2 separate regions of the Homo sapiens genome follow, and region 1 is linked to region 2. The links are chromatin loops, found by intact Hi-C in ENCODE. Cell type or tissue: PC-3. All regions are shown on one strand. Links, peaks and the distances in the headings refer to the core of each region. The heading gives the core; the rest is flanking DNA. Region 1 has its middle 72 kb from the start of PTCHD4. Region 2 holds the start of PTCHD4 (patched domain containing 4).

What was found. A loop is a pair of places that touch in the nucleus more often than their neighbours do. Peaks named below come from ENCODE experiments on the same cell type or tissue, not always from the same donor. Only the 100,000 strongest peaks of a DNase experiment are listed, where the experiment ranks them.
Region 1: it touches region 2 in a loop (16-fold over the local background); 1 of 110 quality-filtered maps calls a loop at or near these places.

What each region holds. Positions count from the first base shown.
Region 1 is chr6:48,174,711-48,191,203 of GRCh38, forward strand. No RefSeq gene overlaps it. Among named protein-coding and RNA genes, the nearest start is that of PTCHD4, 72 kb to the left of the region's middle. In PC-3, for the core only: no CTCF peak of the experiment used is centred there; a DNase peak (open chromatin) is centred at 8,711; H3K4me3 peaks cover 529 bases; H3K27ac peaks cover 1,858 bases.
Region 2 is chr6:48,107,679-48,124,171 of GRCh38, forward strand. PTCHD4 (patched domain containing 4) reads right to left here and starts at 3,519. Exons shown (of 5, transcript NM_001384253.1): 1 at 3,371-3,519. RefSeq lists enhancers at 2,993-3,494, 3,044-4,243, 3,495-3,994. In PC-3, for the core only: no CTCF peak of the experiment used is centred there; no DNase peak of the experiment used is centred there.

The sequences.
Region 1 (16,493 bases), core at 6,172-11,171, 68 kb after region 2:
AGCAATCTTTCCTTAAATGGCTTTAGCTACTATTGAAAACTATTGCCTATATACAGAATTTCATTAGACTTTTTAAAATAGTGCTTTTTTCTGATTCTTTCATTACTTGTGCTCTTATTAGCTGTGATTTTTCTATAAAAAAGAACACTCTTTCATCAACTAGTTATAGTCTACACAGGAAAGGCAAGATAAATACCTGATTGTTTTCTATTTATTTACCAATATTTAAAATATTGTCACCCTGGCAACCTCCAACAGTGACTAATAGGTAATTTTTAAAAATATTATGATATTTAAATATTTTATGTATTTTTAATCCATTGCTCTCATTATACTTCTTGATGATCAAGTTATCCCATGTTTGGTCATTGACAGCCTTTTCCCATCAGCTCCTATATATGTGGACACTTCTCTGATTTGCCTGTTTTATGTAACTATACAGTTTGGAACTTCTTTTACAATGTCTTTCATAATTCGCTTGCTTTCTGATATGTCAAGATATCCCAGGTTAGTTTTATATATTTCCTTCCCCACTCTTAAATCCGTCATTTCTCTAAAGAGCTAGTATGTTTTAGTGGAACATTATGATACTCTCAGTCTGCAATCTTGACACCAGAGGTTCTTATTGCCCCTGATTTATCATTGTCATTTGAATTTTGTAATGAGTAGACCTAGGAAACATAATTTTTTTAAAAAGTAAAGGTATATAGATAAAATTGCAATTTAAATTTAACATTACAGGCTTTTTACCTTTTTGATTTTATAATTTTTATGTTTTTTCTTACAGTGAAAAATTTGACTTCTGACATCAATATAAGTAATTGCCTATTTTATCTATGTGTCTATATATACATATACAGATGCTTCTAGACTTAAGATGGTTCTAGTCTCAATAAACCTATCATAAGTTGAAAATATCATAAGATGAAAATACATTTAATACACCCAACATACCAAACATTATAGCTTAGCCTAGCCTACCTTAAATGTTCTCAGAACACTTACATTTGCTTAAAGTGGGGTAAAGTCATCTAACACAGAGCCTATTTTATAATAAAGTTTTGAATGTTTCATGTAGTTTATTGAATACTCCACTGAAAGTGAAAAATAATGATTGTATGGATACTTGAAGTATGGTTTCTACTGAACGCTTTATTGCTTTTGCACCATTGTAAAGTCAAAAAATCCTAAGTTTAACCATGGTAAGTCAGAGACTGTATGTATTTTGAAGTCAGGTAGTGTGAGGCCTACAGGATTGCTCTTTTTCTCAAGATTGCTTACTTCTGAATACAAGTTTTGATAACAGCTCCATCTTCCCCAAGCATGGGTCAAACTCAAAAATTATGCCACCTTCTCAGTCAAAACTCTCATTCCTGTGTCTTGTGTCAGTCATCCTTACCATTTTAAAGTATAAAGTTTTCTTTTTATAACCAAATACAGATCACAAACTCTTCTCTTCATAGTAATTGTACTGTTGATATCCATCGAGTTAGAAATTGTACAGTGATAAAGAGATAATATGCATTCTACAATATTTCTGAAGCAGTGTGTATTTGGTTACTTTCAATGAGATCTGTATAAATGAAGACATAGTAGTGCATTGGAACATAATACATTTAATTAGCCAATGAACATCCCTGCTCTGCCCTTGCCTTTGCAGAACCTTTGCAATAATTGAGGTAACTATTGATTGGAATGATTAACAACCAAAGTTATATCTTTTTCAGGGGCAATTGCTTTAGTTTTCCATTTTCAGATTTATTCAACAAAAAGATTTGTTGAATAAATGAAGGGCCCCATATCTTTCTACCAATGGGTGGTAAAGCCTTTCTTCTATAAAATGCTTTCTGCTAATGTGTAAACTGGCTGATGTGTTATTCTTTCCAAGCAGCAGAATACCCAAACTCAATTAAAGGGAAGGAGTTTCATTTTGTTTAATTTAATTTTAGAAAACCATTCACGAATGAAGCTTATTCTGTGCTTATATGACACTGGAGCAGGTTGATAGGCAAATATTGTGTCATCTTTTACCATAATTTGGATTGATAAGCACAGTACTTTTCTCTAGCAGCTCTCAGAAAGATAGATTACTTGTGCCACCTGGGTAGTTGCCATTAGACTGATGAAATTTTTTCGAAAGACATTCTGTTCCTGCAGAATGAGGATGAATAGTTTGCCCATCACAATAACTCTGGGCAAGTCCTGGGAGTGCTGCAACAGCAGACTCAATCATACTCAAAAATCTCAGATTCAGAGAGAATATGAAATTAAAGTTCTGAAACATAAAGTATTGCAGAGATTTTCAGGGTATATAGAGATAAGAACATTTGTTCTTTGGCACCATTATCAAGTAATTGGTGATTCAAGAGACTGGGATTGCCAAAAACATGATGAACTGACTCAGACTGACCATCTCGGGGAAAGTAAAGCAGGGTGAGCAGTGGACCTTGTTCACTCGACCTTTTATTTTTTTAAAATAATGTTATTTACGGCCTTGCCAGAAATGATTATCCTTAGGGAACTAACGCAGCTCAGAAATCAAATCTAAACAAGAGAGCATTTTACAAACTTCTTGTGTTTTCATAAGTCAAAGGGTCTTTAAAGAGCAAGTTAACAAATTAGCTTCCCATGCACTTTCAATAATATCTGGCAGTGAATCTTCAGGCAATCTCCGGTCTATCTATTTATTTTTCTTATGTTTTAAAGCATGTTTGTATTTTTGGGGAACTCAATCATTTTTATTATGAAGTAATGCTACCTGGTGGAGGGTAGAATAGTGTTTACTTTTATTTTTCTGAATTGAAATAAAGGATTTCTCAAATCTCAAAGTTAGATATAAATTTCTAAACTAAAATACTTTTTCTTCAGTGATCTTCTTTTGCTTGGTGTGTGTGTATTTTTTTCTAAGATATTTCTATTCTGAAAAGTAAAATATTAGAGTAGTCCTCTTAGTCAAAACATCGTGACTGATGATTGGTTATTAAATCAGAAAATTTAGTTAACATGTAGAATTACAGATAAGCATACACACTGATTTTAAATACTTACACATAAATACACATAACACATATAACACACACAGGGAGTTTTTACTTTGCACAATTCTGATATGCACAAATTTCAGTTATCACAGTTTAGTTAAATACACCAACCCTCCAATAAAAAAGGTTTAAATTTTAGTTACCATAGTATATCAACTGAAAGTGATTCATAACTTTCCAGGAGATCTTCAGTTCACAAGTCACTAAATAAATAACAGATGTGCACCATGATCAATGACCTATCACATCACGTCTCTCAAAGTCTGGCAGTGATTGGCCGATGGACATCTGTTATTCGATACTCACACAACAACAGTGGTATAGATTTGTTGCCACCTTATCTCCCAGTAATAAATGCACATGACTTGAAAATATGAATAATCAAAAGGGGGAATTGAAAAAGATGAAAGTGCAGCCAAGAAATAAAAATTCATGACACTGGAAGTAAAATTCAATTTAAACGTAAAGGGAGTTACAGAAGAAATATCTGAGTGTAGGAATGTTAACACTTCTGCCATTAATTATATATATATCCAGAAGAACTTGCTGAAGATGAACTTATCAATATAAATGAGGTAAGCACTTGTAAGGAAAAGAAGATAACCTAGGTGACAGACAAAATTTAGTGCTTAAAACCTTGGCGATATTTCATGACATTGAAAGCCAAAGAATAAAATGTTGGTAGCTGATCCAAACTTAGGAATATAACAACCCATCTTATATATATATATATTTTCTGAGCTTTTTGAGAGAAAGTTGCATATATCACACCACGTTTCTTCTAAATATTTTAGTGTGCATTTTCTAAGGACAAGGACATTCTTGCACATAATGACAATGCAGCTATCAAATTTAACAAATTTAACGTACTATTTTATCTACATTCTATATTCCAATTTTGCATATTGACCAAATAATGTCAGGAAGGTTTTGCTTTTCTTGACCTAGGATCTAATCCAGAATCATACATTACCTTCAACTGTTGAATGTCTTTCCTTAGCTTTCTTTTATCTGGACGAGTTCCTCTGCCTCCCTCTGATGAGTTCAGATCAATAATTTTGTAGAATGTTCTCCAGGTTGGCTTTGTCTGAAGTGTCTTCATAATTTTATTCAGGTTATGCTGTCTGAGAGAATTCTACATAAATTATGCAGTGCTCCTTCTAGTGCTAGCCATCTGGTTGCTTATGATGTTGCTTTATCCCATTATACCTTACGTGGTGGCCACTTGCTCTCCTCTGTAAACTTAATATTCCTTTTTTTGGTAATTAATTAGTACTTTAATGGGGAGATTCTTTGAGACTGTCTAAATATATTCTTGTTCATCATGTTTTCACCCACAAGTTTTAGCATTCTTTTATCGTTATCTTGCCAACACTAAAGTAGAGGGTTTTGTTGTTGTTGTTGTTGTTTTTGTTTCTGTTTTTAGTTTTGTATATATATATATAGCTTGTTTGGTTCTTTGGTATCTACTAGAAGGAGTAGAAAATTTATGTCTAAACAAAAACCTGCACATGGATGTTTATAGCAGCTATATTCCTAATTATGAAAGGTTGGAAGCAACCAAGATGTATTTCAGTAGGTGAATGAACAAACTGGGATACATCCAGACATTGGAACATTATTCGGTGCTAAAAATAAAAAGAGCTATTAGGCCATGAAATGAGATGGAGGAAACATAAATGCATAGGACTAAGTGAAAGAGACCAACCTAAAAAGGCTACAAAATGAAAAGTTCCAACTACATGGCATTCTGGAAAAGCCAAAACTGTGGGGACAGAAAAAAAAAAATCAGTGGTTGTCAGGAGAGGGACGAATAGGTGGAGCACAGAGGATTCTTACCACAGTGGAACTGTTCTGTGTGGATACTATCATAGTGAATTCATGTCATTATACATTTCTCCAAATAGAATCTACAACCCCAAGAGTGAACCCTAGTGTAACCAATGGACTTTGGGTGACTATGGCATGCCAATGTAGGTTCATCAATTGTATCAAATGGACCAGTCTGGTGGGGGGATGTTGATAATGGGGAGGCTATGCATGTATGGGAGCAAGAGATACATGGAAAATCTTTGAAACTTCCACTTAATTCTGCTGTGAAGCTAAAACTGCTCTAAAAATAGTCTTTTAAAAAATAACTTTTCTGTATTATGATTTTGCAATGAATTCAGCTGATCTTTAACAGAAACAACTTTCTTTTCAGAAATAGTATATTACTAAAATAAGAAGTACCTCTAGTCCTAAACAGGAAAGGTAAAAAGCACCACTGATTCTTGACACTGATACAATTACAAGAGCAGAAGTGGAAGAGAAAAACATACTAGAAACTCGATTTGAGCATTCATTGTGTTGTAGGTATTTTTCAGAAAATTTAACAAAGGAAATGGAGAGTGTTTCTTAATCCCACAAGTTGGTTTATTAGAGATAAATAAACATAGCCCTTATATTTGTAAAAATAATTTTTGAATGCTGCTTTGCAATAATTGCATTGGCTTTATTCAATAATATTTCATGGCTGGGACTTCCTGAATAATGGAAGCATAGCAAAACAACATTTTATCTGATAAAAAATAGGTAAACTATAATTTAAAGTCACTAGAACTTGTGCTAAGGACATATGGAAAATGGGGGAAAATATTCAAGAGAACCTACTAAATTCTGGTAAGGCTAGAGAAAATTTTTGGTATTTGAGACATGTTTTACCCCACTATCACTACCCACCACTCCAGTTCTTACAAAACTCTACCAGATGCATGTACAACCAGGAAGACAAAGGGTCTCTCTCCCCAAAGCTATCATTCTGGGATTAAGATTTCATACTGGGAAAGGCAAGTTGCTGGTTTTTCTCATCACCTCTCCCTAGCCTCATGTTGCAGAAGTCCTACCCTTTCCCTGCCTGGACTCCACTTGTAGAGCAAGGGGTATGCCTAAAGTGTGGAAGGCCAGAAATATCAGGCCTTTCCAATTGCCCCTGCTCCAGCTCACTTGTAGGTCAGAGGTTTCATGCTAACAATAACAAGCCAAAAAAAACAGGAGTTGCCCCTTTGGTCCCTGCTCCCACTCAATAAGTGAGAGTGACACTTTAAGAAAAGTGAGTCCCTGGTCCCAGCTATGGTGCAGTGGAATAGGAGTTCAGCTCAGTGTGGAAAGTAGGTCATAAGGACCAAGAGCTCTGCAGCTTTCCTGGAGAGGGCTGTTTTGAAACAGAAAGTTGAGACATGCCTGACGGCTTTGCTGAAAATAACACAGATTTTAATGAAGAGTCATTAGGAGGCCTTGGTGGCTTTATAACACAATGAAAATAGCTGAGTAGCTAGACGTTCAATAGAGAGAACCAGGGAAAGGGAGAGAGAAGAGGACCATTCTTAGGATCACAGACTTCTTAGATCTCTGGGGGTTGGAAGGCTGTGCCCATATGCTAAGCTGCACCCACTCGGGAACAATCACTAGGATGTGGGGCAGATATGAAACCATTCCCCAATCCTCAAACAAACCCATCAACACAGGGAAGTCTCATTGACACAGGGGGCTTAAACTTAATCTTTGATCAAACATTGACTGATCAGTCAGCTGCTTTGACTCCAGGATAATTAATAGGAAACCTAGCTCAAAAATAAAATTACATCCCTCCCTGGCAGTATGAAAGACTATGTGCATGACCGACGCTGTTGCATCTCAGAAGCAATAAAATAAGGAACCTCCAAGCTATTATGTCCTGGCTGGACATGGGAAAATTCCTATAGACACCATGAACTGTGATAACAGCTTACCATCCATCAAGAAAATGAAAAGAAAAATCATGAATTTTGAGAAAATATTTGCAAATCATATGTCTGATAACAGACTTGTATTCATAATATATAAAGAACCCTTATAACTTAATAATAAAAAGAAAACCCTATTAATAAATGTCCAAAGGATTTGTATAGACATTTCTCCAAAGAAGATATACAAATGGCCAGTAAGCACATGAAAATATGTTCAATAACATTAGGCATTTGGAAAATGTAAACCCAAAACTATGAGATACAACTTAAAACCCACTAGGAGGGCTATCATTAGAAAGTTAGACAATAACAAGAGTTGGCAAAAACGTTAAGACACTGGAAAATTGCTAGTTAGAATTTACTAAGGCAGCTCCTTTGAGAAACAATTTGAGTGTTTCTTAAAACGTTAAACATAGTTATTATAGGACCCAGCAATTCCACTCCTAGTTATGCACACATTGATAGAGAATTGAAAACATAGAACTGCACAAAAGCTTGTACATGAATGTTTATAGCAGTGTTATGTATAATAAAAATAGAAATAACCCAAATGTCCATCAACTGATGAATGGATCAACAAAATGTATCCATTCTAAGGAATATCCATACTAAGGAATATTGCTCATTAATACAAAGGAAATTAAGTAATTACAAATCCTACAGCACAGATAACCCTTGAAAATATTACACTAAGGTAAAGAATGTAGTCACAAGAGACTATATTTTGTATGATTTCATTTATGTAAAATGTCCAGAAGAGTCACAGCTAAAGAGACAGAAAGTAGATTAGTGGTTACTAATAGAAGAGGGCTAAGAGTGGCTTAATGGGGCATGGGAAAAAAGAGAATGAGTGATAGCTAATGGTTATGGATTTGGTTTATCTTAGGGGAGATGAATATATTTTAAAATAAGACTAGCGATGGTTGCAAAATCTTGTAAATATGCTGAAAAAGATTGCATTCTCTCTTTAAAATCAGTGAATTATATGACATGAGAATTGTATCTCAATGGAGCTGTTAAAATTTAGATGGTGATACTAGTTTCATCACTGGTCCAAAAATTATTCAGAAAAGATCTTTTAAAATTATTTATAGATTTTTTAAAGTTTTTAAGTTGATGGGATTTTTCTATTACTTATTTCTAGGATTATATTGCTCTCTTGTCAAATGACATCATGTTCAATACTTTGATTGTCCTTTGAGTTTTTTTATGATGATTTATTTAGCCCTAATATATGGTTGATATTTGTTCCATGGACACCAAATTTATAAAGTGTATCCTTGTTGTATGATATATATTTGGGTATATATTTATTAGATCAGTGAGTCTCAAGATCAATATCCAATGCCCAGGTCACACTCTCATAAATTTTGATTACAGAGTTTTTGTTGGGCTTGTTCTCTATTTTTAAAATTAAATGATTTGGTATTTGGATGCAACATAGATTCTGAGAATTACTCTATTAGGTCAACTGTATTAATGGTGCTTGATACTAAAGGTATTTGCAATATAGCTTTTTTATCTACTTGGTCTACTAATCCCTGAGAAAACATTATCTAATTTTTTTTCTACTATCTTGTTTTCTGGGAGATTTTCCTCTTAGGATATTTTACGAAGTTCCTGGTCTGCTTAAGGCAGGCTCTTTCCCATGATTGGGGGTCACCTTGTTCTGTGGGAGGTGCTTTCCAGGGTCAGATTTGTTTTTCCATCTTCAGATAGGAGGGTAAAGTAAGGGTTTTCCAATGGCTCAAGGATTTTTGTTTGATCCCTTATTTTATATGTATTTTTATTTGTGCCTGCACAGTTGTCTGTGGTCTGTACTTTCAAAATATGCTTGTGTCTACATCTCAGCCATCTTATTTTGAATACCAGAAATACCGTACTGTTTGTTCACACAACTTATTTTATTTGCCATGAGTGATGACCCATGCCAATCTTCAGCATGGGTGCAGATTTGATCCTTTTCCTCCACACAACTCACCCACATCTATGGCCTTATTTGACACTATTTTTGTAGGAATAGTTTCCTTCATTTAATTCTGAAAACCTTGCATTAGGCCAATGACATTCAGAGGTGTTTTATATTTCTCATCAATTTCCAATATGGTTAAAATAAATTTTTTAAAATTATAATTTTTCGGCTCATTTTACTTAGAGTAATAGTATAAAATTTGAGTTTCTCCTACTTTCAGCACAGATAAGATTTGATTTATTATTTTGACTTTTTTCTTTCATTAGACATTAAAAAGTAGGGAGGACTTTAATGCATTTCTGTAGATATTTTTAATGAAATTATTGATGGTTCCAGTTAGGGGTTGGATTAAAAATATTATTAATGACATTTGTGTTATATTTGTTTAAATGTTTGCTTAACTGGGATGGGATTCAATAGGGAGAGTTTTGGACAAAAATGAGATAAACGATGGTAGTTTTCAAGAAAACATTTTGTGTGTTCTCACATAATTAGCATACCATACATGTTTCAGGCATTGAGAAACAGTATTAATAAGCATAACTTCCATCTGGAGCTTGCAGTATGGCAGGGAAGAAGGAGAGACAAGTGCAAGTGTTAGAAACTTTATTTAGCAATTGAGTAAGTGAGATTTTTAGGAGACAAGACTGGAGGCAGATAAACTGGCTAGAGGTTTATCACAATAATCCAGGAATAATCTGACAGGAAGGGGCAGAGTCCAGAGATACCGAAGAGGCAGAATTTGCAGGACCCAGTGACCATTTGAAGTTTTGGAAACTGGGAATGAAACAAGAAAGAAGAATAAGGAATAATTCTCAGTGATCTGAGAGGCAATTGGATGAACAGTAGAGAAGACTGGGGAAGAGCAGGCTTGCAGTCTTAGAGGGCATTGGAGACATCTGGAAAAAATTGTTAAATTAACTTGATTGAAGCTTTTTCTTGCAAGTCAGAGATCTGTGCCATAGTTTGAATGAATACAATTTTTAATTGAATTAAATTACCATTCTTGGACTCCGAGAGAAGAGGAAACAACAGAGCCTGCCTTCTGCCTTCAGCAGTTTTCTGTGCTCAGTGATGAAAACTAAGGGGCAAAGAATTGCCCATAATTGAGGCGAGGAGCCCCTGGCCTCAGTGACCCTAACGTAGCAGAAATTAGAATATTAATTTAAAAGTTCTTTTCAAAAATGCTGATTTGCAATGTAGAGCTAATAAAGATGGACTAAATTGTCCCCATATGTTCTCTAAAACAGTCATCTATAACCCCAGAATTCTCCCTAATTATGTATACTTGGAAGACAGTCATTGCTATTTTTATCTATTGATGCATTTCCAACCCCCCTTCATTGTGATTCATTGTGTGCTTTCCTTGGAGCAAATATAATTTGAGATTGAATTGAAAGAGCCCCACTGGGAATGCTTACATTAAACCTGAGCTATTTTTTGATCTAACTATCTGTTATAACTTAAGTAGAGTAAGAGTTTTATGATCTTCACAGGTTTCAGGGAGGCAGAAGACTCAGCAGGACAATCACACAGGTAGACTAGTCTTGTGATTCAGAAAGGCTGGATAGAGCCTCCAGAAGGAGGTTCTTATATATGCTGCATTGGCCACAGACAAAATAATCTATTTATTGTTGACTAAACCTACTGTACACATTCTCAGGTGTCTCTTCCTCTCTCTCCATTTACCTAAGTCATATATAGAGGCTCCAACTTAAACATAGTTTATTCTTTGAAACATGCCCCTTTTGTCCTTGCCAGAATGATGTCACTCTACCCTCAGAAAACATTTATTATTTGCCTCTTTCATTTGGTCTTTGACAATGGCTACCATCTATTGGTGTAACTCCTTTTTGAAATAAGTTATATATGTTTCATTGTATTCCTTAATGCGATTTTAATGCATCACCAGGAGCCTTAGGATCTCAGTTGACTGCCTTACCCATAATAGGTGCTTATGACAATGTTTTCATGGGTGCTTGTGACAATGTAGATGAAATTTAATTTTACTACAAATGATTCTAGTTTGCTCTATTGCAAATGGGCTCTGAAATAAATTTATGGAATCCTGGGCAATTAAAATATACCATTTATAGGGATACTTATATGTCTATATTTTCTATTAGATAGTGAAATTATTAAGGACAAAAAGGCTGATTCTGACACACGTCTGGTTTCTTCTTACCAAGAAGGCATTCAATAACTTGACTGGTGTTTGCTCTTATGCAGCTCACAATCTGGTGGGGGAATACACAATAACAATAACAAAACAATTAGAACAACTATTATTGGAAACAAGCAAAATGCCAATTATAAATTATTTGTATGTGTGATGTAGCAAATTTAGAAAGCACTGAGAGAGAAAGTAAAAGAGAGGAGATAATAGCTGAAAGGTTAGACAGGGAAGTCTCTGTGTAGAGATGGCATTTATTTTCAAAGCTTTTGAGGGAGGAGTAAATCCATGCAAATGGTAAGGGGAATGGTCTACTAGAAATTGAAATAAGAGCAAATTGATGTCAGGAGTGAGGTGTAGAGTTGATATTAGAAAACTGTCCTCTCATCAACACAAGAAGTCAATGCATCTAAAACTTACAAAAAGACCTCATAGTGTAAGTAAATTATTTATAAATATGGTGACTGGCCAGAGTATTTAGGAGTATTGACTTTTGAAGGAACAAGATTGCACATGGGAATAGTTTGCTGAGGTGCTTGCCATTTTTGTCTCCCAGACTTTAGTAATATTTAATTAAATTTGTATATATTACTTATAGAATTTTAAAAAATATGACAAAGTCATGAATCTCCTATGACATAAAATGAATATCTATGTCAAAGACTTTATTTAACTGTTTAATTAATGAGGGAACCAGTATGAGGTTAAACCTGGATAATTCGAAAAATCACACATTGTAAGCAATAGGAATGCTGATATGAATTTACAAAGGAATGCAAAACTAGTTTGTCCATAGGGCAATAATCAGTTGCATTCTATCAGATGCAACTCTCGTGTGTATATATTTGCATATATATCTATAGATATATTTGCCTTCTTATCAGTTTTCAACAACTTACAGAATAGTGAAACAGAGCAAAGACAATGAAACTTTAAGATAACTTAGAAGAGTTCATTAGACAGGACACTTAGGAATCTTTTGTGACCATTTCAAAAGTCTTTCAAACTTAGAATAAAATAAAAAGAAAATCAAAGGAAAAGGAAGAAAAATCATATATTTTCCCAATGTCAACACATTTTTAAAAACTTAGGAATACACAATAATAATTATTAATAATAATTATTTCTGGGGCACAGCTGCCCTGCACACACTGGATGTGGCCCATATCTAATGCACTGCAAGTCACCGAAAGGAGCTGAGGCAAGGACTCAGGCCCTTCTGTCTGGCCTTGCCCACATAGAAGCCTGTCTGCATCCCTGCATCCCAGGTGCTCCCATTTGGAGGCCTTTGTATGGGGGCCTTTGAAATGGAAAATGGAATGGTGAGGGATCCAGCACTTTCTCTGATTTGACCTCCTGCCTGTACTATGGCAGTAGGCAGATAAACACTTGGTGGTTACTTTCATTTCCATGTGTTGTCTTAATTGACTGCTCCAACACTTTACAGTTCTGTTCTCAGCTTAACTCAGTGCTTCACATAATCCCATATTTTACTCTGTATAAGAGTAAATTTAAAAAGACATAAGATGTAAATGAAGACAATGTGGTACATTTAACTCAGAATAAAGATTAAATTTTTTTAACAAATTTCTGGAAAACCACGTCTTCCTGTCCTAATTTGTTTTCCCTCGTTTCTGGTAAAATCTTTGATTAGTCACCAGTGCTCCAGTTTTAAAACTTATTTTCCAGTTTCTTTGTTTCAGGATGCAATTTTGATTCAGTTAATGTATATTTACAGAGCAACATTAAAAGAGCTATACAACTGGCCAGGCGCGGTGGCTCATGCCTATAATCCCAGCATTTTGGGAGGCTGAGGCAGGTGGACTACCTGAGGTCAGGAGTTCAAGACCAGCCTGGCCAACATGATGAAACCCTGTCTCTACTAAAAATTCAAAAATTAGCTGGGTGTGGTAGTGCACGCCTGTAATCCCAGCTATTCGGGAGGCTTGAGGCAGGAGAATCGCTTGAACCCAGGAGGTGGAGTTTGCTGTGAGCCGAGCTCTCGGGACTGCAGTCCAGCCTGGACATCAAGAGCAAAACTCCGTCTCAAAACAAAAACAAAAACAAAAAACAGCTATACAACCAAGATATAAACATTTGCTTCAGCCTATTTTAATTCAACTTAAAATTCTTTTAGATATTTTAAACATTTTCTAGACCTCTCTGCTCCTCCCTCAGCTCCCCTCGCCCTGCCAAAACACAACATCACCACCTGTATTGCTATCTAAGTGTCCCTCTGAAGCCCTTCCCTAACTCACCTGATTAGAGAAATGTGTACTAGGGAGAAAGCTACTTTGCTTACACAAGCATTTGTATGTAAAATCTTAGAACTCTGCAGATGAGCTCAGTTCCTCTTATTAGCATGTAAGCATTTAAAGAACGGTGTAACGATGTAAAAAAAGCTAACATGAGTGGGGGCCTTCTTATGTACAGCCCAGCTCAACCTGATAGAATTCGTCTCTATTACTTTCAACTGTGTCTGCCTATAGCTGAAATCATTCTGGACTCTCCATGCTTGGAAGAATTGAGAAATACTCATTTAAGGTCTTGGCTTGATAAAAACTGTGAAAGGTCCAAAACATGTAAAATTAACAAGATAGAAAACTTCATTGAGTTTTAATCACTTTAAGAATATACTATTTCATAGCACAATAAATCTTCCTGAAAGCTCTTGCTTAGCTTTATTTGCATCAGAGTAACTCAGGCTATGCTGTGGAAACAAATCAACCTTTAAAGCCTAGGGGTTTAACATAATAAAAGTAATAAAGCTCATACATAAATTTAAGAAGCGCTGTTTTAATGGGAAATTGTAATAAAAAAAGACAAAAAGGAGCTATATATATCAATTCTGTACTCTAGTTGGTAAATTTGTTATTCACAGAGGCGGGGCAAGCAGTAAGTTTGTTATTCACTGAGTTGGGGCAAGAAGGACAGTTTAATAATTCTAAACTTGCTTTACATGTATACTAGGGATGTACAAAAAGGAAATTAATGGTGGACATTTAGTGCTCGGTTTTTCACATTGGGGAGAGAAATTGCAGACAAGCAAGGAAGGAAGGATAGAATGAATTCTGTGGTACTAAATGAGAGCTGAAGATATTAGTATGAATTCATATTTAGCTTAATACATATATACTTGTGAACTGTTACAGACCTAATTATGGAAATGTGTATAGAGGAGTTCATATGCACACATGTATTTGCTAGCCCTCTGCTCAGAGGGCCTGGAAACAGTAACATCTAAGTAGCAACAAGTATATATACCTGGTACCCAAATCTTGATTTCTAAATGACATTTCCCAATAAAAAGAACCAGATCCCAATAAAAAGAACCAGACTCTAGGGCTGGAGGAGAGAAAAACATCAGATGAGCCTAGAGCTATCCAGTAATGCTAAAAAGTAAGGATGTGCTAAAAACACAAAGGGGTTATGCCAAAGGGACATAGAAGCCCGCCTGAAAAAACTCCCAATGGACAAAGCTGGATACATTTGAGCAACACGATAAATATGTGGTATTAAATTACAACCCAAAGTACAAAACAAATATACATTATTAGTCCATGCTGATGTAAATATTAGGTAGATGCAAAAGTAATTGCGGTTTTTTGACATAACTTTTAATGGCAAAAAAGGAGTTCACATGCAATTTATTTTTAAATATGTAGAGGCTGCATATATATAACAAGTAAATTGAATAAATAAGTAAATGGAGAAGAAAGACAAATCGTTCTCACAGAAGAACTCCAAATAATGTAAGTTACATATTCCCTTCACTAGGAAGTGGAATATATCTATATCCTTTCCTCCATCACACTGAGTGTAGGAAAGACTTAAGTGATTTGTCCCAAAGTATAGAGTATGAAGAAGGGAAAAAATAATAACTTTACAGTAAAGAAACCTGGCACACAACATCTTAACCAAGTGATCAAAGTTACCATCATTAGGATAAGTTGTGTTGATAATATGTATCCTATGATAGGATATATGACAGCTACTGTATCACTTATCTAGTACTGAGAAAGCTAAAAAAGTTATGTCTTTTAAAAGTCATTAGTATCTACTGATTTTTCCATTGTATTTTATTTTTAGGGTGAAGTTTCATCAAACTGTAAGGCTTTCAACTTCACTGATGTTTAAAATATCTATTCCTATATCTGCTTTATCTGTCTGCATGCTGTATTTTTTTATTAAAAAATATTATTACCGTGTTTTTGCAACTATTCTATCCTTCTTATTTGATATTTTCTGTCTTGCTTTCCTAGGATTTTATTTCTTTAAAATGTCTTTTAAACACCATTTTAGTTATTTCTCACAACTTTTGAAATGTAATTGTTTAATTATTATACAATTCCTTGTACTTCATAATTTTTAAGTGAAAAATGGCAGTAAAATTGCGTGGTTTTATTGTTTTTTTTTTCTAAATTACCAACATACATCTTTTTTGCTATTGTTTTGTTATTTATTTCTAAATTTATTAAGAACATATTCATTATTTTCTTTGACATTCATGAAATTTGCTTTGAAGTCTGTTACATGGTTAATTATTGTGATAGTCTATTTGTACCTGAAACAACAGACAGATTCCTTAAAAGAAACTATATAATTCCCTGTGTAGAAATTTAATAAAGTTCATTAAATGTATTCTTCAAATACTACGTGATTTGTTTGGTTTTCAAGCTAGATAAATTTTTGAATAAGTTATCTTAAAAACTGTAAGTATAATTATTTTCATATATATTTTCCCATAATACTGTCAATTATTTTTAAATATGTAGAGGCTATATCTATAACAACATATTAATTTATTAAACATATGATGCTTCCTATGTCCCCAAAGCTTTTCTAATACTTTACAGTTAATTCATCTAAGTCTTACAACAATCCTATATTAAAGATTATTTTTGGGCTTAATAATCCATTTTTCTTGTACTCATTATTGATTATTTTCATAATCTAAGAACCTAGAACAGGCTTTTTTATTATTGAAGGTTTACATTTCTAGGCTACTAGGAAAGAGCAAATAAACATCTGGAATTATGATAAAAATCAAGAGAAATAAAAACGTTATTATAGGTGCAGGTTGCCATATGCACTCTACATTTCAGCACCACAAGACAGCAACTTAATAGTTATTTTAATGCCCTCTGATCATTCTAGGTATTGGCAGACAGATGGTTCACTTCCATTAAAACTAAAATTAAAAATTAAAACAATTTCTAATGTATTTCAGAATTCTTATGTAAACTTCTTATCTTAGAGCACATTGCACAGTGAGTATTCTACTTATTTGTGCTTCTCTAAAACAAAAGACTCACTATTTAAAAGCTTGATACACTGTCATCACAGGTAAATGTCATTTTTTGGTTACATTTCAGAGCAGCCATTTTGTCAACTACATTATTTCAGAAACTTTGGCTAAAATTGCCAGGATAAACAAAAATTACTAAATGTTATTAGGAGAGATTGCTGTCTTCCAATTATTATTGTTTTTGCAAATATCATTCTATCAAAATAAGATTTAATTTTCTGAAAACTTTCAA
Region 2 (16,493 bases), core at 4,788-9,787:
GAAAATTTTTGCAACCTACTCATCTGACAAAGGGCTAATATCCAGAATCTACAATGAACTCAAACAAATTTATAAGAAAAAAACAAACAACCCCGTCAAAAAGTGGGCAAAGGATATGAACAGACACTTCTCAAAAGAAGACATTTATGCAGCCAAAAAACACATGAAAAAATGTTCATCATCACTGGCCATCAGAGAAATACAAATCAAAACCACAATGCGATACCATCTCACACCAGTTAGAATGGAGATCATTAAAAAGTCAGGAAACAACAGGTGCTGGAGAGGATGTGGAGAAATAGGAACACTTTTACACTGTTGGTGGGACTGTAAACTAGTTCAACCATTGTGGAAGTCAGTGTGGCGATTCCTCAGGGATCTAGAACTAGAAATACGATTTGACCCAGCCATCCTATTACTGGGCATATACCCAAAGGATTATAAATCATGCTGCTATAAATACACATGCACATGTACGTTTATTGCAGCACTATTCACAATAGCAAAGACTTGGAACCAACCCAAATGTCCAACAATGATGGACTGGATTAAGAAAATGTGACACATATACACCATGGAATACTATGCAGCCATAAAAAATGATGAGTTCATGTCCTTTGTAGGGACATGGATGAAGCTGGAAACCATCATTCTCAGCAAACTATCGCAAGGACAAAAAAACCAAACACCGCATGTTCTCACTCATAGGTGGGAATTGAACAATGAGAACACATGGACACAGGAAGGGGAACATCACACACCAGGGACTGTTGTGGGGTGGGGGGAGCGGGGAGGGATAGCATTAGGAGGTATACCTAATGCTAAATGATGAGTTAATGGGTGCAGCACACCAACATGGCACATGTATACATATGTAACAAACCTGCACGTTGTGCATATGTATCCTAAAATTTAAAGTATAATAATAATAAAAAAATAAATAAATAAAAATAAAAACTATTCTTTTACTATCTTTCCCTCCAAGTTGATTCTGGGAGAAACAATTATAGCCTTATCTGCAATGAAAAGTATCAATAATAGATTAAACCTTTAATTAGAGATGTTGAAAATAATTCCAAGAATATAGAGAGAACGAATATAAACAATGATAAATCTAGGCTTCATAATACAGAGAACAACAACAACAGAAAGCTAAAAGATGAATTTTTGGAAAACATTAATAAACAAAATATTAAAAATGCTAGCAAGTCTGATTAATGGGAAAAAAGACAATTCACTAATAACATTATGAAAAAGAAACAGGACATAATTACAGATGTTGAGAAAATGAAAAATAAGATAACATTATGTGCAAATTTATGGTGATATATTTAAAAATTTAAATGAAATAATCATTTTCTAGGACAACAAAAGTGACAAAAGTGTCTGGGAAAATGAAGTAAAATACCTTAACAAACTAAAAACAACTAAAAAAACTTCAAAGTAGTACTGTTTTAAATGACATCTGCTTATTTTGTGAATTCAAATCATCTTGTAAGGGACTTATGAGTTGTCTAATAATTCTTTTTATTTAAGCTGTTTCAAAGCAAAGAATAAAGATAAAAGTTTCCTTATTCATCACAAGGCTACTATAACACCAGTACCACAAGACTGTCATAAAAACCTAATAGCCCAATGTCATATATGAACATACAACTTTTTAAAATCATCAAATTAAATTTCTTACTGTATTAAAAAAGTAGTAAAACATAACCAAGTATTTATCTTAAGACGACAAATACCGTTCATCATTTAAACATTATTTTAGTGAGACCTGGAACTATGAAATTCCTGGAAGAAAACATAGGGCCTTGACAATGAGTTTTTTGTATATCACACCAAAATATCAGGCAAAAAAGGCAAAAATAAACAAGTGGGACTACATCAAACTAAAAAGCTCCTTCAGAGTAAAGGAAACAATCAATGAAATGAGAAGGCAGCCTACAAATTGGGAGAAAATATTTGCAAGCTATATATCTGATAAGGGATTAATATCCAAAATCTATAAGAAACTCATGCTACTCAACATAAACAACAACAAAACCCCAAAAAACAAAACCACAAATAACCAGATTTTAAAATGAGCACAGGACCTGCATAGGCTTTTTTTCCAAAGAAAACATACAAGTCGCCAAAAGGTATGTAAAAATTCGTCAACATCATTAATCATCAGGGAAATAAAAATCAAAACCACTATGAAATATTTCCTCACACCTATTGGGATGGCTATTATTTTAAAAATAAAACTTAAAAAGAGAGAAAAAAAACAACAACCAAGTGATAGGTATTGGTGAGAGTGTGGAGAAAAGAGAGCCCTTGTATACAACTGTTGGAAATGTAAACTGGTAAAGCCAGTTTAACACAGCACGGAGGTTCCTTAAAAGTTAAACACAGAACTACCATATGATACAGCAATTCCACCACTGAGTATGTTTCAAAAGGAAAATGAAATCAGCGTGTCCAAGAGATATTTGTACTACCACGCTTATTGCAGCATTATTTACAATAGCCAAAACATAGAATCAACTTAAATATCTATTAACACATGAATGGATTTTAAAATGTGGTATGTGTATACACACACACAATTAAATACTATTTAGTCTTTGGAAAGATAGAGATTCTGACATTTGTGACAACATAGATGAACCTGAAGGACACTTTGCTAAGTGAAATAAGCCAGACATTGAAAGAAATAAACTACCCTGCATAATCTCACTTACACACAGATTTTTTTAAAAAATAGAATACATAAAAGAAACAGAGTAGAACAGTGGTTACAAAGGGTGAGGTGAGAGGAGGGAGGGGAAGGAAATATGTAGGTCAAAAATTACAGAGTTGCAGTTATATAGGATGAATAAGTCTAGAGATCAAATGTATAGCATCAGAATCATAGTTAATAATATTGTATTGTATACTGAAAATTTGCTGAGTAGAGTCCAGATGGTTTTACCACACACACACACACACACACACACACACATACACACACAAGGTAACTGTGAAGTGATAGATATTAATAGGTAGATGGATTTATTAGGTTGTTTGTTCTTAAAGTAACATTTAAAAATATACTGTGGTTAGTAATCTTTTCTATTTTATATATATATATAAATATATATATATATATATAATATTTTTATCTTTACAAATATGTTCTCCCAATCTGGTACTTGTCTTTTTACTTTACTTAAGATGCCTCTCATTCTGCAGAACATTTTAATATTCACTGAGTTAAAATTAAACCTTTAATAAAGGTTTACAGAATGACCCTTCTACACATGCATTGTTCACTGTTCTGTGATTGCCCCTCTATATCCTTTCTCTGTCCTGCTCTTATTGCTTGGAGGCTGATGTGGGGTTCCCTTACCTTCTGGCTTTCGGTTTGGATTGGCGCATGGAGGCAACAACAGAATTGGAGAGTGAGAGGGGATTTCTTTTATTTCTTCTCTGCTACTTCTCTGCCATACTGTGGTTGGTAGTGGCTGCATCCCTCTACCGATGGCCAGACTTCTCACTGGGCAAGTCTGGGCAAGCCTCCCATGACCACAGCATTCACTGGAATCCAGTAACAAAGAACATCCTCTCCTTGTTTTCTCAGGCTGAGAGGTGGTAATTGCTTTCTTCCTTTGCCAATACCTGGGTATTTCACCATCTTTTGCTGGTTCCCTTCAACCTGCCCAAAAGTGTTTCCTGTTGAAATCACAAGTGATATGTAAACTGTACAATACCATGCAGCTATTAAATAGTGTGATGCAGAACTATATATGTACCAACATGAAAACAATTGCACAATACATGTGTTTGCTTTTTAACAATCCAAATACCCACATATGTATCATTTATCCATAATAATCACGATTTGCCATGTTTTAGTTCAATGCTATTTCCACCATTTAGACATTTCAAATCCATAGTGCACTATAATAAAAAAGGTATATAATACATACTTGAACAATTCATTGGTTTAAAAAGAGCTTTAACTGTCAAAACATATGAACAAATGATAATCCTAGATGACCTATGTCATTCCTGCAGCAATACTGTGACGTCAATGCAACCCCTTTTTCAGGTTCCACATCCTCTGCCTATATAACAAAGAACCAGGATTCCATGGCAACACAAACTGGCCAGCTGCAGCACCTTACCAAGCATCATGCCCTATATATAGCACAATAGCATCATGAACTATAATTTCTTCAATTATTATAGCACATTGGTTTATAAATTGAGGATCAAAACACATACTAAAATTTTAGAAAGTTATGGTGTTTAGATGCTCAGATAATATATCTTCTGCTATTTTAAATGACAACATCACTATAAAGTGATATTGAAACATAAAAGTAAAAATGACAACCACCTCTGGGTATGGAATTGGGATTGTTGTGGGCACAGGGGAAATTTATCTTTTCATTTTCTAAACTTCTGTATTAATTTTCCAGTAAATCCATATTCATTTTCTTGTTATATAAATACATTTAAATAAAATTTGATACAGAAAAAGATGCGATTTTCTACAGTGAAACTCTGATAATTCCACAGAAGATGAAAAGAGAACACGTTGACTACATACAGAGCTCTCTGAAGTTAGCCTTTAAAACAACACATACAAAAGGAAGGAGAATGGATGCAGAGAGATCACTAGAATCATTAACTCTTAATGTGAAAACAATGCCTTAGACAGAGCATCTAGGTCGGTAGCAATACAGTCAGGATACCCCAAAGCTCAGACTGTGTTGAGATCTATGAAAATAGCCCAAGACAATAAGAGAAATTATATTTGTTAATATCAGACAAGAACATAAACTGAACAACAGGGAACTATTTAAGAAGGACTCACATTTTTGTTAACCTGATGGAAATAACAGACATACTCAACTACTGTTTACTTTTGTTTCCTTAACAAGGAGACATAAAAAAAGAGAAAGAAGGAGTTGAAGCTCACTACAGAAGAGAAGATAGAAAGGGAATACTTTGACCCTTTAAATGGTATTCAGTCTTTAGATACTAAAGGATTACATTCTAGTGTAAAGAAAGAATTTACAAATGTGGTCAGTAACAGAATCAATAACCTTTGGAATTTGGATAAGTTTAAGGAAATAAACCAAAGTCCCAATGTTCTAAAGTAAGAGACATAGATTCTGAAGATTCATTTTCAGTTCATATTAATAAGATCTGTGTTTGTGCGTGTGAAGTGATCTTTTATCTTCTTTAATTCAGTTAGTGCCTTATTTGTGGAGAGATACTCATCACATTTAACTAAAATTTTAATTATTTTGGCAAATATCTTATACTGATGTAAATATGTAGACTTTTTAAATGGTGAATGCTAGATTGTCTGTCACATAGGATTTTTAACCATCCTGGTGATTATTAAGTGTCTGTTGAGGAAGAACAAATGAATTAATTAGAGATCTTTTGAAGCAGCGTTTCTCTTATCTGTGGAAGCACTCTAGTTCACAGTGTATGATTCTGTGTCAATGCTGATGCTAAAGACAGATAAGAAAAAGCTGAGGCTCCTCTGTGAGGCCTTGCAACTACAGAGTGAGGAGGCAGTCATGACAGGAACAGGGACAGCTGGAGTGAGATCCTCCATTCCCCTCACAGATTTCTTTCTTCTCTTAATAGGATAATGTCAACCCCAGTCCCATAGCCTAGTCTCACCCCTTCTTAGGCACTGATAACAAGAAAGCAAAGAAAGCTGGCTCAGTGAGGTCCTCAGCCCCATCAGCCTAGTCCCAACCCCTCCTCCGGCACTGATATCAAGAAAGCAAAGAAGGCTGGCTCAGTGAGGTCCTCAATCTTATGCTCGAGAAACTTGACAGAGGTGGAGAGCTGATCTGTCTCAGTAATAAGAGCCTCCTATCACCTTTGAGGCAATGGCCCTTCAGAATAATCTTCTCTATTTTGCCTGTCCCCTTTGTGGCATTATTATCTTCTTGGGTTCTGACAACACATCAGACTTGGGGTATCCTTCTATAGACACAGCACCTGGATGCTTGTGAACATTGCAATTGACTTGTTTCAGGCTGGGACTTTCTACAACCCTTCCAACAATGTCACCAGACCACTTCAAACCATCCTTCTGCTTGCCTGCTTGTTTCTTTTAGGGGCTGACCCCTCACTTGTCAATAATGAAATATGTTCATGATTCCAACCATGGCTGGGAGCTGTTTCAAATATAAAATAGGCAGCCCCATCCCCACTCCAACATGACACTGGGAATGTCATGCCTCTAAATTCAGCACCACTGGGTTACACCTGGGTTGACGGCTACTCAGGGAGAAGAATAGCCCATATTTTATGTGGAGAAGTATGATCACAGATCCAAATCCCTGACTTCTAAACTAATTCTGTGAACACTGTTTTTTTTTTAGATGACTACCATCTCTGGAAGTGTATTTTCCAACTTGTCACATTTTTCAAATTTATAAAATTTTCTCATTTCATTACACAAATAAAAGGAAGGTAATCATCATAGTTCCAATTTCTCAGAACCTTTCCCAAGTGAAACCATATAGACATCTCTCTGTTTGCAGGCCCAGATCGGAAATACTACTCTTGCCTGGTCAATAATGGTGGTAGGTGATAAAGCATAAGGACCAGAATGGTCATCACAGTCACTCTCCAGATTTTCAGGTTAACAAATGTGAACTAAACTTTTCAAAATTTTAAAAATAAATACCAGTAGATCAATATTGGCAGTAATTATGCTTTCTCTAATATAAAAAATGTATGAAGCAGTTATCTCTATTAAATAATCAAATTAAATATAAATTTATCTTAACCACTAAGTACAAATTGACTACTTAATTGAATAAATATTAATTATAAATTATTATTCTTGAAAAATTAGGGTAATGTACAGAAGTAGCTCACTGCTTAATAAATATGACGGATAACTGTTATTTCAGCATATTTTTCACTCCTTTCCAGGTGTGGCACCTATATTTTCCTCAAACATGAAAGGAACAAATTAAAAAAATAAAATTAGAGAATAATGATTATGAGGATGTGCTTTGAAGTCAGACGAGAATTTAAATCGTTCCTTATTTACTGACTAGCAGTGTAATACTGAGCCTGTTTCCTTATCTTCAAATGAGGTTAACAATATGTGATTAAATGGAATCATATATTTAACAAGCCCAATTTAGAGCCAGTCACGTAGAAACACCTTTTAAGTGGTAATTATTGTGCAATTTTAACTAATTTTACATAAACATTATAATGGATGCAAAAAAGACAATGTTTTGTGGAGTACATTATATTATTCTCCGCATAAAAAGGCAAATAAGTGAAGTGCATATAGCACATCCTTTTAACTCATTTTCCAATAAATGTTGTTACGGTCTGAAGGTTTGTGTGCCCCTAGAATTCACATTTTAAAATCCTAACCCTCAAGGTGATGGTCCTAGGAGGTGGGGCCTTTGAAAGTTTTTTTTACAGCTTTTGTACTTTTAATTTCTCGAGTCTGTTTAGCTCTCTTTCAAATGCATAATGACTTTTTTTATACTTTCCTATTTTCTGCAGATATTATAAACTGTTGTTCTTTTATGTATAATAAGCACTATGTTTTTTAGTATTTTTCCAGTGATTACCAGACGTGAAGACTTTGTTTTCTCTGTGGCTTCCTCTGATTTTCCATTTCCTCCTGTGCCTCCATTGGTATGTGAGTGGTTCATGCTTGAGCTACAGCATGAATGCAACTTCCTCCAGGTAAAACTTGGATATAACTATGCCCCAGGTGCCTGGGACATAACCCACTCAAAGCCATCTTTCTTTCTTTCTTTTTCTTTTCTTTTCTTTTCTTTCTTTTTTTTTTTTTTTTTTTGAGACAGAGTTTTGCTCTGTCAACCATGCTGGAGTGCAGTGGCACAATCTCGGCTCACTGCAACCTCTGCCTCCCGGGTTCAAGCAGTTCTCCTGCCTCAGCCTCCCAAGTAGCTGGGATTATAGGTGCACGCTCACACACCTGACTAATTTTTGTATTTTTAGTAAAGGAAGTGTTTCGCCATATTGGCCAGGCTGGTCTCGAACTCCTGACCTCAGGTGATCCACCTGCCTCAGCCTCCCAAAGTGCTGGGATTACAGGCATGAACCACCATGCCCGGCCTGAAAGCCGTCTTGAATCAAAGTCGGATGTTAGTAGAGCTAGCCCTGCAATGTGAAGTGCAGGCTACAAATTAGTATGAAGGCTGATTGACTCACTTTTACTCTGAGAATGCAGCTGTTTGGTGTTTCATATTACTATGAGAACTTTGTCCTACTAGAATCCTCACCATTGTATTTCCTCCATTAGATTTCTATCCATCTTGCCTTGGCTGGTCATCAAAATGAAAATTCAAATGTGCTACAATTTGCAAATTCCCTCAAAGCAAAAGCAACTTCCCTCTTCATTTAGTTGTTGCTTTCCATTTTCTCATCTGCTTTGACTTGGTAATTTCCAATATCATGTACCTTTTATGAAAGTTATTTTTATATTTTATCTAGTGTTATTTTCAGTGTGATACTGTTTCTGATTTTCTTAAGGAATGAATTAAAATTGCTATGCTTAATTTTTTTATAAAAGCTTCTTTTAGTGATTAAAAATAAACATTTTTGTAAACCTGTGATAATTTAGAGATAATTTTCACTTGCAATAACTCATTTAAGGTTAGCAATAAGTCTGTAATATTTATATAATTATTTTTGCCTCATTTTACAGAGAAGAAAAATAGGGATTCTGGAGATTAACTGATTTCAGAGCTATTTAATAACCTGCTCATTGTCTCAGATGGGAACCTGGTTATACATCTCATGCTCTATTTTTGCCATTGCTTGAGAATAATTTTCAGAAAATGTTTAAATTTTTATTATGTAAAGATGACAAAATCCTTAGGAATAAGTGGTGAGCATGGGACCTATATAGGCAACAACTAATCAATAACAAGATTCGCGATGAAGACAATGTCAGGAGTAGTTCAGCAATTCACTAGGATATTTTCTTCTGCCTTGTAAGAATACTGCAGCATTATTGTCATTTTCTTATTGAGTCCATTTGTACACTCTCATATTGATTTTTTTTGCTTCTGGACTGTCCATCTCTGAGTCATGCCTTTAACACAGGACTGTTCTCACTCCTTGAAAAGAACTCTTGTGCCAGTAAGACTGTCTACCTCAGTTAAGTGGTACCAGCCATGTCTTCTCTGAGTAGCCAGATCTCGTTCCCTCATATGCTCTGGTTCTAATCCTCACATTTGAACATGGCTTTGAGTCACTTTGTATAGCCCATTCTGATACTTGAAAACATGATGATTTCATTCTCATTTAGCTTTGCTCTTCAACACTGTGGACTTTTTTTTTAAAAAAAAAAAAAGAACAATGATCATGGTCAATTAATCTGTCAAGTCCACACCACAGGAGCTGAACATTCCAAAGAGCAGTTGTCTTAGATTGGATTCCCTGGAAACAGTCTCTGAGACAGAGTTGCATGCAAAGGTTTTGGGGGAGTATGCTGAGATAAATCTCTAAGGAAGTATGGAGGACACAGGCAGAGAAAGGAGCGGGCCTACCATGGGGATGCAACTGAGGCCTCACCCCTTATTGGAAGCTCCAGCTGGGTTGGGCTTTCAGAGTTTTCCCAAATTGAGGTATAGGCCTTAGCCTTTGTATCTCCACAGGCATTGGCCACAGCTACCTCCAGGAGAGGCATAATTTTCAGTGAGGCTGTTCCTTGCAGCCAGCTGAGGGCAGTTTTCATCGAAGACATAGCTGTAATCCATCAGCTGTGATACTCTCAACAGCTGCAGATGAGTGTCTTGTCCTGGTGTTCCTGGTGCAAATCCAGAGAATCCTTTTTGGTGATCTAAAATCTAGGAGGGAACTAACATGAAATGGAAAGATATATGAGAATCATAAAGCTGTCTGCTGGGTACCACATAAGAAATCCCATATATAACTCAGAAACACATCATTATTATCAATTTTTTTTTTGTTCTCAGTGAGATGCTGACTATTCCTAAGGCTTCTCATCCTTGTCCATCATTTCCATCAAAATATGCATCTAATGGGGATATAGCTCTCTGTTCTGCACATTAAAATTATTTGAATTTTCATGTCTTGCTATGAAAATTTTGTGATTTTTGCTTTATTCTTTAAAAATATTTGTGATTATTTTAAAATAAAGGGAACACTTTAAATAATTTAACAGTTTAATTATTTATTTCTTCCTCAAATCTTCTAATAAATTTTCTGTGGCTTAGGCTGCATCTGGAAGTACACCCTTGACACAACATTGTAAACCTTCAGCGTATGACTATCCGCATTTGAGAGTAAAGCAATTAAAGTAAAAAGTAATATAATAGTGCCTAAAATTGGCACAACATATTGGAGTTTTCAAAGTGAGAAACAGCACAGCAGAGGGATTAAGAGGATGTATTTCAGATCCAGATGGACTGTATTAAAATCTCAGTTCAGCTACTTACTAGCTGGGAAAGGTTGTGCAAGTTACTTAACCTCTCTGTGCCTTTGTTTTTTCATTTAGAAAATGTGGATAGTAATAGCTGCAACTCACCTGGCTGTTCTGAAAATAAAATGGATTGATATTTATAAACATTATGAATAGTGCTCCCACAAAGTAAACACTATTTAAAGGTTTGCGTAGGACGCTATTTGCTTTATAAATAATACTATTTTAAACAGAATTACATGGTGTATAAAAGTAAACAGTATTTAAAGATTGGATAAATAAATAAATATTTTCCAGTCTAGTATCTCATTTGATCCTTATTTAAAACTGTGGGAAGGATAGAATATTTAATCATATTCATGGATGGTGAGAGTAGGAAGTAATAGGTTAAGTTCCTTGTACAAACTCAAGCAGCTATTCAGTGAAATATTTAAGTACAATTTATGTCTCTTAAAACTGAATTCCTCTCTGCCAGATGTTCCTAGAATTCCTGCTTTTGGAATAGCCACTGCAAACCTACTCTGATAAACCAGGTAGGAAGAAGAGCCTCTACTTTGTAAAATTATGGCAATAGGATTCATACAGTCATGTATTTGTTGAAGCAATAGGCCCCAAAAACATGATTAACAGAAGAAATGTTTTACTGCATTTAAGTTACTTCATGGGGATAGAAAGGTGAGAGACAGAAAAGAAGAAACCTTCTTTCTCTAGAAAAGACACATAGAAACAAAAATATTGAAATATTAACTCTACTATCTTCAATTTCCCTCTAAGGGAGAGTCTTAAATCAGTCTTTATTTAAGACTGCAGACCAAGCAGATAAGCCCTTTAAAAATAGGTCAATGCAATTTACTGTTTCACATTATAAAGTCAGATTAAAATATAGGTATAACTGTTAAAAGAGACTGATTTATTCCTCTCTAATACACACACTGAAAGAAAGTTGGATAATTTACTTTGTCCTCCTTTTTCTTGCCAGTTACATGGGCTGATATACTAATTGAGTTTAAGCAAAGTAATTAGTGAAAAGTTCCTTTAGACATGCAAATTTAATGGCCTATTTCTATAGCGCATGAAAGAAATCTCTTTATAGAATTATAATATTAGCACATTTGAAGTTATCTTAGAAAGCTTTGCAATCTGCCTTCCTCTTGAAACAAAAAAAAATGAAACAGGATATTTGGGCCAGCTGCTGCTAAAATAAACAATAATTTCCCCCCTTCTAAATATCATCACCAACATACTGCCTATTTGCATTCTCAACATAAATCTATACCAACCACATCTATTTGGTTTTATGCATTGATGCTTTTATTTAGTGACTGGGAACTAGAAACAGAGTTGGTCTTCATTGGGTTGGGCAGGAGCAAGGAATTAGAAAGAAAGGAAAAAAGGGGTAGAAGGGAAGGATGGAGCTGGTGTGGAGCCTGTTTCATATTGGCCTTTTGGCTTGGTTTTGAACTGACAGGGTAGGGTAGAGCCAGAGGGCTGATGGCATTGCTAAGTTGGGACTTTGGGAAATTCTGAGCATGGGAAAACCTGCATCAGGGCCCATGCAACAAAACAATGGCCTGGAGATGCGGAAGATGGTGTTGTTTCTGCATGAAACCGTGGGCCATGGAACTCAGCCTTGGGAACTTCCAGATGAACATTCATCGCTCGACATGGTGTTCCCATGGCTGCAGTGGCTGTTGTGAGGCTACTCTGGTTTGCTCAGGAGATGTATATTCAGGAAAACAAAATTACAAGAGTAAGAACAGGACAGAAACCTGGGGACATACGCTGCTGATAGGTTTAATTGAATACAAATGAGGCATACTTTTGGTTATTCCTGCATATAACTTGGAGAAATTTTGAGAGGGCTAAGGCCCTGCTATTTTAGAGGTGATGATACTTGAGGCAATAGCTACATGTCTTACAAGTATATATTTCAAGTTATCCAAAGCAGAGTGCTATCATTTGAATATGATAGTATTAAGAAGTAGAGTCTTTAAGAGGTGATTAGCATAATGGATCCCCCCTCATAGATGAGATTGAGGCCCTTATAATAAATGCTTTATGCAGTGTTCACCTAGTTTGTTTACTCTTCTGCCATGTGTGGACCCAGCAGAAAGTCCCTCACCAGATACTGATCCCTTGATCTTGGACTTCCCATCCTCCAGAACTGTGAGAAATAAATTTGTGTTTATTATAAGCTATCCAGTCTTAGGTATTCCGTTATGGTGAGCACAAAACAGACTAAGACACAGAGATTCCACAATTGCCATCAATTATTTTTCTTTCTTACAAGTATCAGGAACTTCTGTGTCATCTATCATGAAATAATAGACTTACAGGCTTATAATGAATTATTTTTGTATCTTTATATTCATATATGATATACATGAAATGAATGTTGTCACCTAGAGCTCATTTATTTTTACCCAGTGTGAGGATGTCTCTATAGTACATCTGACCATTTTTCATCAAATGCTTGAGGTTTTCCATCTAAATTCTTATTTATAATAAATAATTCCTATTTATAGTAAACCCGAAGCAGTCCCTTGGTAACTTTTACCCTTGGTTCCTACTTCTGTTCTTTGCAGCAATAGACTCACTCTTCTGTATCACATTCCTTTATGTATCTGAAGACAAACTTTATGCCCAGCCCTACACTGCACCAAGTTTTATTTTCTCATCTAACTATCCTTTGGTTCTTTAACCATTTTGTTTATATTCAGGGCCCCTATTTCACACTATCCTAGTTCACCTTCTCTTTACATTGATTATTTACTGTTTCAATATAGTGCTCACAAGGAGACCCAAGTTCACCTCATTTAGAGCAAATTATTTTATAATCTTAGCAGCTGCCTTCCATGAAGGAGAAGGAAGGGAGTTAAAAGCCTTCTGAAAGTTTTAAATATATCACAGATTCTATGGTATATGTACTGCCTGCCCCTATTTCACAGAAGAGAAAATTGAGGCTCATAAAAGTTATACAACCAAAGCACACAGCTAGCAAATGACAGAATCTGAATACATGTGTGTATATGTGTATATATGAATACAAATACAGGTTTCTCTGACTGTTAGAACTTACTTTTCCTAGTTCTTGATCCTTTAGTTTAGTTGATATTTTAGGAGAGGAAATAGCATCTAATATACATATTAAGTATTAAATACTCATATTCTTAAAACACTCATTTCAGTCTATAGGTGCCAATCTATAGATAGAAGTAGGAATGAGTAGATATGGTAGAATAAATGAACTCCAAAGGATAAGAAAACAAGAGCAACAAGTAGAAGATATGTTTTGGACCCAATTAATATAATAGTAGTGATGTCGGCATAGAGGAAGCACATGGTCAATTCACAAATCCTGATATTTCCCCAGAACCAATCTCCTCTACCTTGAAAATGTATAGTTCATTTATTGGATGGGAATGAAATATGAATATTTATTTCAATCCCTATTAGATTTTATACTTTTTATGTGTCTGTGCCCATTTTTCTGGCCTGTTGATTTTGCCATCCAGTGAATTTGTTACTTATGTCAGTATTATGTCATCTATGTATCTGGTAGGTAGGCATTCTGGGTCTTTATTCCATCCTCTGATATAAATCTTGTAAACAACATAATGTAGGGCAGAGAGGATTTACAGCTTTCTACACCGTGGCATATAAATAATTAAGATCAGAATTTAAATGATGCAAAGGACATGATCTTATTCTTTTTATGGCCATGTAGTATTCCATGGTGCATATATGCCAAACTTTCTTTATCCAGTCCACTGCTGATGGGCATCTAGGTGGACTCATGTCTTTGCTGTTGTGAATAGTGCTGAAATGAGCATATGCATGCATGTAGCTTTATGGTAGAATGATTTATATTCCTTTGGGTATATACCTAATAATGGGATTGGTGGGTTGAATGGTAGTTCTGCTTTAATTTCTCTAAGAAATCACCAAACTGCTTTCCACATTGACTGAAGTAATTTACATCCCCACCAGCAGTGTATAAATGTTCCCTTTCTCTGCAACCTTGCCAATATGCTATTTCTTTTTTTTACTTTTTACTAATAGTCATCTGACTTGTACAAAATGATATCTCATTGTGGTTTTGATTTGCATTTCTCTAATGGTTAGTGATGTTGATTTTTTCATATGCTTGTTGGTCACATTTATGTCGGCTTTTGAAAAGTGTTGGCTGGGCACAGTGGCTCATGCCTGTAATCCCAACACTTTGGGAGGCCAAGTCAGGTGGATCACTTGAGATCAGGAGTTTGAGACCAGCCTGGCCAACATGGTGAAACCCCATCTCTGCTAAAAATACAACAACAACAACAACAACAACAAATTAGCTGGGTGTGGTGACATGCACCTGTAGTTGGGTGTGGTGACATGCACATGTAGTTTCAGCTACTCAGGAGGCTGAGGCAGGAGAATTGCTTGAACCTGGGAGGTGAAGGTTGCAGTGAGCCAGGATGGCACCCCACACTCCAGACTGGGTGACAGAGTGAGACTGTCTCAAAAACAAAAACAAAAACAAAACAGTGTTTGTTTCCTTTGTCCACTTTTTCTTGTTTGTTTTTTGCTTGTTAACTTATTTATTTCTTATAGATTCTGGATATTAGAGCTTTGTCAGATGCCCAGTTTGCAAATATCTGTTTCCCATTCTGTAAGTTGTCTGCTTACTCTGTTGATAGTATCTTTTGCTGTGCAGAAGCTCTTTAGTTTAATTAGGTCCTATTTGTCAATTTTTGTTTTGATTTCAGTTGCTTTTAACATCTTTGTCATGAAATCATTGTTGGAGCTGATATTCAGAATGGTATTTCCTAGGTTTTCTTCAAGGGTTTTTTTTTTATAGTTTTAGGCTTTACATTTAAATCTTTAATCTATCTTGAGTTGATTATTGTATATGGTGTAAGGAAGGGGTCTGGAGATCATTATCTTAAGCAAACGAATGCAGAAACAGAAAACAAAATAATGCATGTTCTCACTTTAAAGTGGAAGCTAAACATTGAATACACTAGGACACAAAGAAGGGATCAATAGACACTGGGGTGTACTTGAGAGTGGAGGATGGGAGGATGAGGAGGATCAAAAAGCTACATATTGGGTACCACACTTATTACCTGGGTGATGAAATAATCTGTACAACCAACCCCCAACACATGTAATTTACCTATATAACAAACTTGCACATGTACCCCTGAAACTAAAATAAACATTTTTAAAAAAATTTAAAAAAGAATTCAAATGATGAAAAACTTTACATGAAAGCATGATCGCTGGAGAAAATTCTCTTGGGAATTACTAACATCAAAGTTCCTCTCTTATATCTCTGAAAAATGCAAATAATAAATGTATCTAATACATTTTCATATATGCCATAAATGATCGTATCTAACAACAATCTGATAAAGAACATAATAGTAATTTTATATTACAGATAAATTAACTAAATTTCAGACAATAAATAAAGCACTTAACATTACGAATCTAGTAGGTATCAGAGCCTGATATCAAGCCTTATCTCTGATTTGGAAGTCTATGATATTAAGTACTGGTCTCTCTAAACACCTGCCCAAGTCTTTTGTGTTTCTGAACTTTTGAACCTATTTGTTTTTCTTTTCAGCTTTTCATTTAATCTTGTACCTAATATGGGACGCTGGCAGTGGCAGAGAGCCAGACCGACCTTCTAAAACCAAGACTACAGACCACACACATAGCCTTGAAGATCCGTGAACTTCTTTATAAAGGTGCTTTATGTCTGCCTTAAAAACTCAATCATACTTATATTAATGTATGCATAATATTTCTCTATTTATAATTGCTTTAAGTTGAATTGAAGAATAGTTTGCCATAAGAAACATCACTAGATATTTTCTTAGGCAGTATGTAAAAATTCCTAAGGGTTTCATAAAGTAAAATGGATTTTCATTTTTGGGAGATAATTTAATTTTGTTTTTGTTTTATTTTGTTTTGTTTGTTTGTTTTAACTGAAGCATGAACAGCTTAGCAATTCTCCTAAGATTTCAAAAGTTAGAAGATAAATCCATAC